Regions from separate parts of the Homo sapiens genome. Here region 2 is linked to region 1. The links are chromatin loops, found by intact Hi-C in ENCODE. Cell type or tissue: PC-3. All regions are shown on one strand. Links, peaks and the distances in the headings refer to the core of each region. The heading gives the core; the rest is flanking DNA. Region 1 has its middle 24 kb from the start of OCM2. Region 2 overlaps SDHAF3 (succinate dehydrogenase complex assembly factor 3).

Evidence for each region. Hi-C counts contacts between places; a loop is a spot of excess contacts. Peaks named below come from ENCODE experiments on the same cell type or tissue, not always from the same donor. Only the 100,000 strongest peaks of a DNase experiment are listed, where the experiment ranks them.
Region 2: it touches region 1 in a loop (31-fold over the local background); 3 of 110 quality-filtered maps call a loop at or near these places.

Annotation. Positions count from the first base shown.
Region 1 is chr7:98,012,416-98,015,333 of GRCh38, forward strand. No RefSeq gene overlaps it. Among named protein-coding and RNA genes, the nearest start is that of OCM2, 24 kb to the left of the region's middle. In PC-3, for the core only: CTCF peaks have their summits at 1,247 (motif pointing left) and 2,164; a DNase peak (open chromatin) is centred at 1,236.
Region 2 is chr7:97,143,803-97,146,720 of GRCh38, forward strand. All of the region lies in intron 1 of SDHAF3 (succinate dehydrogenase complex assembly factor 3), which reads left to right. All of the region lies in intron 2 of LOC107984034 (a long non-coding RNA gene), which reads left to right. Among named protein-coding and RNA genes, the nearest start is that of SDHAF3, 28 kb to the left of the region's middle. In PC-3, for the core only: a CTCF peak has its summit at 1,443 (motif pointing right); no DNase peak of the experiment used is centred there.

The DNA.
Region 1 (2,918 bases), core at 211-2,710:
TTACTGGACACCAGGTATTGTGAATTTTACCTGGTTGGGTGCTGAATATTCTTGTTTAAAAAATATATTCTTGAGCTTTATTCTGGGACATGGTTAAGTGACTTGGAAATGGCATAATCCTTTTTTTTTTTTTTTTTTTTTGAGAGGGAGTCTCGGTCTGTCACCCAGGCTGGACTGCAGTGACACAATCTCGACTCACTGCAACCTCTGCCTCCTGGGTTCAAGCGATGCACCCACCTCAGCCTCCCGAGTAGCTGGGACTACAGGTGCGCACAACCACGCCTGGATAATTTTTGTATTTTTAGTAGAGACGGGGGTTTCACCATGTTGGCCAGGCTGGTCTTGAACCCCTGACCTCAGGTGATCCACCCTCCTCGGCCTCCCAAAGTGCTGGGATCACCGGCATGAACCTCCGTGCCCAGATGCATGGTCCTTTTGAGACTTGCAGAACCCTTAGTCTAGGGCCAATTCTGCCGCACCACGAAAGCAATACCCCTCTGAATGCTTGACTCAGTGCTCTGTGTATTACGAGGTTTTTCACTTTGCCTGCTGGGAACACGAACGGTTCCCAGCTTTTTGTAGACTTTGGAATTATTCTGCCTGTTTCTATTGTGTGATTCCTTCCCCTGGTCTTGCTCGGATAATTTCCTCCATGCGTGAGCTGATCCCCCTCAGCTTCCGAGTCAAGAGGTTTCCTTTGCAAAGCTGCAGAGTTTGGTTTTTTTTGCATATCTCTCTTGCGGGATTCCATCCTGCAAATTCCAGCTGCTTTGGCCTGCTCAAACTTTTTTTTTTTTTTTTTTTTGAGATGGAGTCTCACTTTGTGGCCCAGGCTGGAGTGCAGGGGCGCGATCTCGGCTCACTGCAACCTCCGCCTCCCAGGTTCAAGTGATTCTCGTGCTTCAGCCGCCTGAGTAGCTGGGATTACAAGCATGCACCACCACGCCCAGCTAAATGTTTTGTATTTTTAGTAGAGACAGGGTTTCACCACGTTGGCCAGGCTGGTCTCGAACTCCTGACCTCAAATGATCCACCCACCTCGGCCTCCCAAGGTGCTAGGATTACAGGCGTGAACCACTGCACCTGGCCAGGCCTGCTCACACTTTCAGCTCTGTCTCCTGCACTCAGGGAGACCACTGGGCTCTGCTCGGCTGCCCTCCTCCCGCAGCAGCTGGAAACACTTTGCCTCATTGGTTTCTCCCCTAACAGAGATCACGGTCTTTAGTGCCACCTATTGACCGGTGTCTAAAAACTGCCTTTGCGTATGTGTTGTACGGTTTTGTAGGTATTTAAGGCAAGAGGGTTAATCCATCTTGGCCATAAGTTGGGGAAATCTCCACAATTTTTACAACATTTTGGGAGGCTGAGGTGGGAAGATTGCTTGAGGCCAGGAGTTCGAGACCAGCTCGGGCAACACAGCAAGACCCCCGTCTCTACAAGAAAATAAAAATACTAAAAGTAGCTGAGCATGACAATGTGCGCCTATAGTCTCAGCTATGTGGGAGGTTGAGGTGGGAGGATTGCTTGAGCCCAGGAGATCCAGGCTGCAGTGAGCCATGTTCGCACCACTGCACTCCAGCCTGGGTGACACAGTGAGACATTGTCTCAAGAAAAAAATAAAACATTTTAAGTTCCTGGAAGGGTGAGTTAAAGGCTATATAAAGAATTAAAGCTTTTTTAAAATGACATTCCCAAATTATTGGTCAAAAGGGAGCAGTGGGCTGGGTGTGGTGGCTCACACCTGTTATCCCAGCACTTTGGGAGGCCGAGGTGGGCAGATCACCTGAGGTCAGGAGTTTGAGACCAGCCTGGCCAACATGGCAAAACCCCATCTCTACTAAAAATACAAAAATTAGCCGGGCGTAGTGGTAAGCACCTGTAATCCCAGCTACTCAGGAGGCTGAAGCAGGAGAATCACTTGAACCCAGGAGGAGGAGGTTACAGTGAGCCGAGATGATGCCATTGTGCTCCAGCCTGGGCAACAAGAGCAAAACTCCATCTCAAAAAAAAAAAAGTGCATATATGTGTGCATGCAACAGAATACAGAATATTTATTTCCAGAGGAACCCTGACTTCTCCAGCCTCCTCGGTTTGTCCTTCTTTGTGGGCATGAATTACGCAGCTGCCTATAGATGTCACCAGAGGAAGGCACATCAGAGGGAATAAAAATCCCAGGGTGAGAACCACAGCACCGTGGCAGAGGGCACAAGCATGAGTGGAAAGGCCCTGTGTCAAACACAGAAGAGGGCTTTGTTTTAAATCAAGACATCTTGGCAAGGCCTAATGGCTCACACCTGTAATCCCAGCATTTTGGGAGTCTGAGGTAGGCTTGAGCCCAGGAGTTAGAGACCAGCCTAGGCAACATAGCGAGACCCTGTCTCTACCAAAAAAAAAAAAAAAAAAAAAATAGTTGGGCGTGGCGGCATGCATCTGTGGTTCCAGCTACTCGGGAGGCTGAGGCAGGAGGATCACTTGATCCCAGGAGTTTGAGGCTGCATTGAGCTACGATCACATCATTGCACTCCAGCCTGGGTAACAGAGTGAGACCCTGTCTCAACTAAAAAAAATAAAATAACATAAATAAAATAAAATAAAGTAAATTAAAATAAATAAATAAAATGAAGAAATAAAATAAAATAAAAACATCAGTCCACAGAACCCAAATCTTCACCCAAGGTAGAGTGACAACCTTACTAAAACAAATATTGTCATCAGCAACTGAACTAAACATGGTCCAAGGGAAGAGTGAATGAGGAAAGATTTGGTTATGCTCAGGGATTTGGACTAGTTTAACTGAGGTCAAATTTTTTCAGATTTTTCTTTTCAAAAGCTGGTTCTGGAGCGGAGTTCAGGAGCATGTTCTTCATAAAAAGTCTCTTTGTGGGTCGGCCCTGGTGGACGGGATTTCATTAATCTCA
Region 2 (2,918 bases), core at 154-2,653, 870 kb before region 1:
CTTTTTCAAATAATGAAAAAGATTATCTTTTCCTCTGGGTAGATACCCAGTAGTGGGATTGCTGGATGAAATGGTAGTTCTACTTTTAATTCTTTAAGGAATCTCCACAGTGTTTTCCATAGTGGCTGTACTGGTTTACATTCCCACCAGCAGTGTAGAAGTGTCCGCTGATCACCGCATCCACGCCAACATCTATTATTTTTTTATTTTTTTTATTATGGCCATTCCTGCAGGAGCAAGATGGTATCACATTGTGGTTTTGATTTGCATTTCCCTGATCATTAGTGATGCTGAGCGTTTTTTCATATGGTCATCGGCCTTTTGTATATCTTCTTTTGAGAATTGTCTACTTACATTCTTTACTCTTTTTGATGGGATTGTTTGTTTTTTTCTTACTGATTTGTTTGAGTTCATTGTTGATTCTGGTTATTAGACCTTTGTCAGATGTATAGATTGTGAAGATTTTCTCCCACTCTTGTGTGTTGTCTGTTTGCTGACTGTCCTTTTCTCTTCAGTTTAATTAGGTCCCAGCTATTTATCTTTGTTTTTATTGCATTTGCTTTTGGGTTCTTGGTCATGAAATCCTAAGCCAATGTCTAGAAAGGTTTTTCCAGTGTTATCTTCTAGGATTTTTATAGTTTCAGGTCTTAGGTTTAAGTCCTTGATCCATCTTGAGTTGATTTTTGTATTAGGCAAGAGATGAGGATCCAGTTTCATTCTCTTACATGTGGCTAGCCAATTATTCTAGCACCATTTGTTGAAAAAGTTGTCCTTTCCCTGCTTTACTTTTTTGTTTGCTTTGTCGAAGATCAGTTGGCTGTAATATTTGGGTTTATTTCTGGGTTCCCTATTCTGTCCCATTGGTCTATGTGCCTGTTTTTATACCAGTATCATGCTGTTTTGGTGACTGTGGTCTCACAGTTTGAAATCATAGTGTGATGCCTGCAGATTTGTTCTTTTTGCTTAGTTTACTTTGGCTATGTGGGCTCTTCTTTGGTTTCATATGGATTTTAGAATTGTTTTTTGTAATTCTGTGAAGAATGATGGTGATATTTTGATGGGGATTGCACGGAATTTGTAGATTGCTTTTGGCAGTATGGTCATTTTCACAATATTGATGTTACCCATCCATGTGCATGGGGTGTGTTTCCCTTTGTGTGATCTGTGATTTCTCTCAGCAGTGTTTTGTAGTTTTCTTTGTAGAGGTCTTTCAACTCCTTGGTTAGGTATATTCCTAAGTATTTTTTGTTTTTTTTTTTTTGCAGCTATTGTAAAAGGAGTTGAGTTCTTGATTTGATTCTCCACTTGGTCGCTATTGGTGTATTGAAGAGCTACTGATTTGTGTACATTAATCTAGTATCTGGAAACTTTGCTGAATTCCTTTATCAGTTCTAGGAGCTTGATAACATTAATTTTGTGTGTACATGTAATTTCAGAAATTTCCACATGATGGCAGAAGATACTTATGTCTGGGAAGATGTAACTAAATGAAAACTAAATTTTATCTGAAGTAGTATTTGTCTTTTTACATTCTGACTAGTACATTTCATATTTGAATTGTCTGTTACAGATTTGTTGCCACTTTAACTATTTTATATATATGTTTTAACTAATTTTAAAAGGGAGTAAATATTTTTTCTACTATATACAATGTTAATCCATTTTTGAAGGCTTCATGAGTAATCACTGAATAGTGTTTAAATAATTGGTTTGGTAAAAGTCATTTTTCTTAGTAAGTTTAAGGGATACTGAAGGCATTTATTTACCAGTTCTAGATGAATATATGAAACCCAATATGTGAAATTTTATTTGACTTTATTTTAGAAATTAAGGAATTGGTTCAACATACATTCTTTTGTGTTACCTAGAATTTTGAATGACCACTTCATGGTCTCATTACCATTTTGAATCTTGCTTCCTTTCCCTGTCGCTGTCAAGTGTTCTCTTAAATTTTCTTTGTCTTAATTGAAGAAATTATTTCATTCAATAAACATTTATTAAATGCCTTCCATGTTTCAGATCCTGCTCTATAGCCTGATGATTCATAGTAATTCAAAACCCCAACAGAGAGAGAATCTTCGTTTTCGGGATTTCCCAGTCTTGGAAGGCAGATAGCCATCAAACACATGATTGTTTTTGAGTAAATTTTTGTAGTTCTTACTACAATAAAATATATTTATAATAAAAATTTTAAGGAAGATGCAGCTTTATAGTTAGCAGATTAATTGTGAAATTATGAGTTATATCATTGATGACCTGGAAAAGATAAAAATAGAGATTTGGAAATTTTGTGAAAACTTAAATAGGCTTTCCCCCCCCCACTTTTGAACGCTAGATGACAGATAATTTAGTTTAAAAAGCAAAGAGATAACATGACATTTTTTATTTTTGGCCAGTAATATTCTGGCCTTTTTAAATGTGCTGATGTTTTGTCCTGTCTATTATTAGTTTGGTTGTATAATTTGTTGTCAAAACTGTGACATTTGTGGGAGTAAAAGAAGCACTAAAATCACATCATACACACATTTTTGAAATGTGTATTTATTGACATATAAATTGTGTTTATTATGTTGTTAGAACTATGAAACAGTTCTTTATAACTTCTCAAAAATTTTCCAAAATATAAAACATTTGTATATTTGAAGGCAAAACACTTTTTATTGTGATCGTATAAATGTTACAAAAAGAACATAAAATAATTGTTCTTGAGACATATTTATGTACTTTCTATCTGTTCCTGTCTGTAATACAGTGTCACTTTTTTTCTCTGAAGAATACAGATTTTGCAATTTGGTTTTAATTTTTTTAATTGCCTGATATCTTTTTTGAAGTTACATTTTATGATTAATAGAGAAAACTATTCTGCTATAGATATTGGGATACCAAAGAAACTCAGCAAATTTTGCCCAATGGAGGAG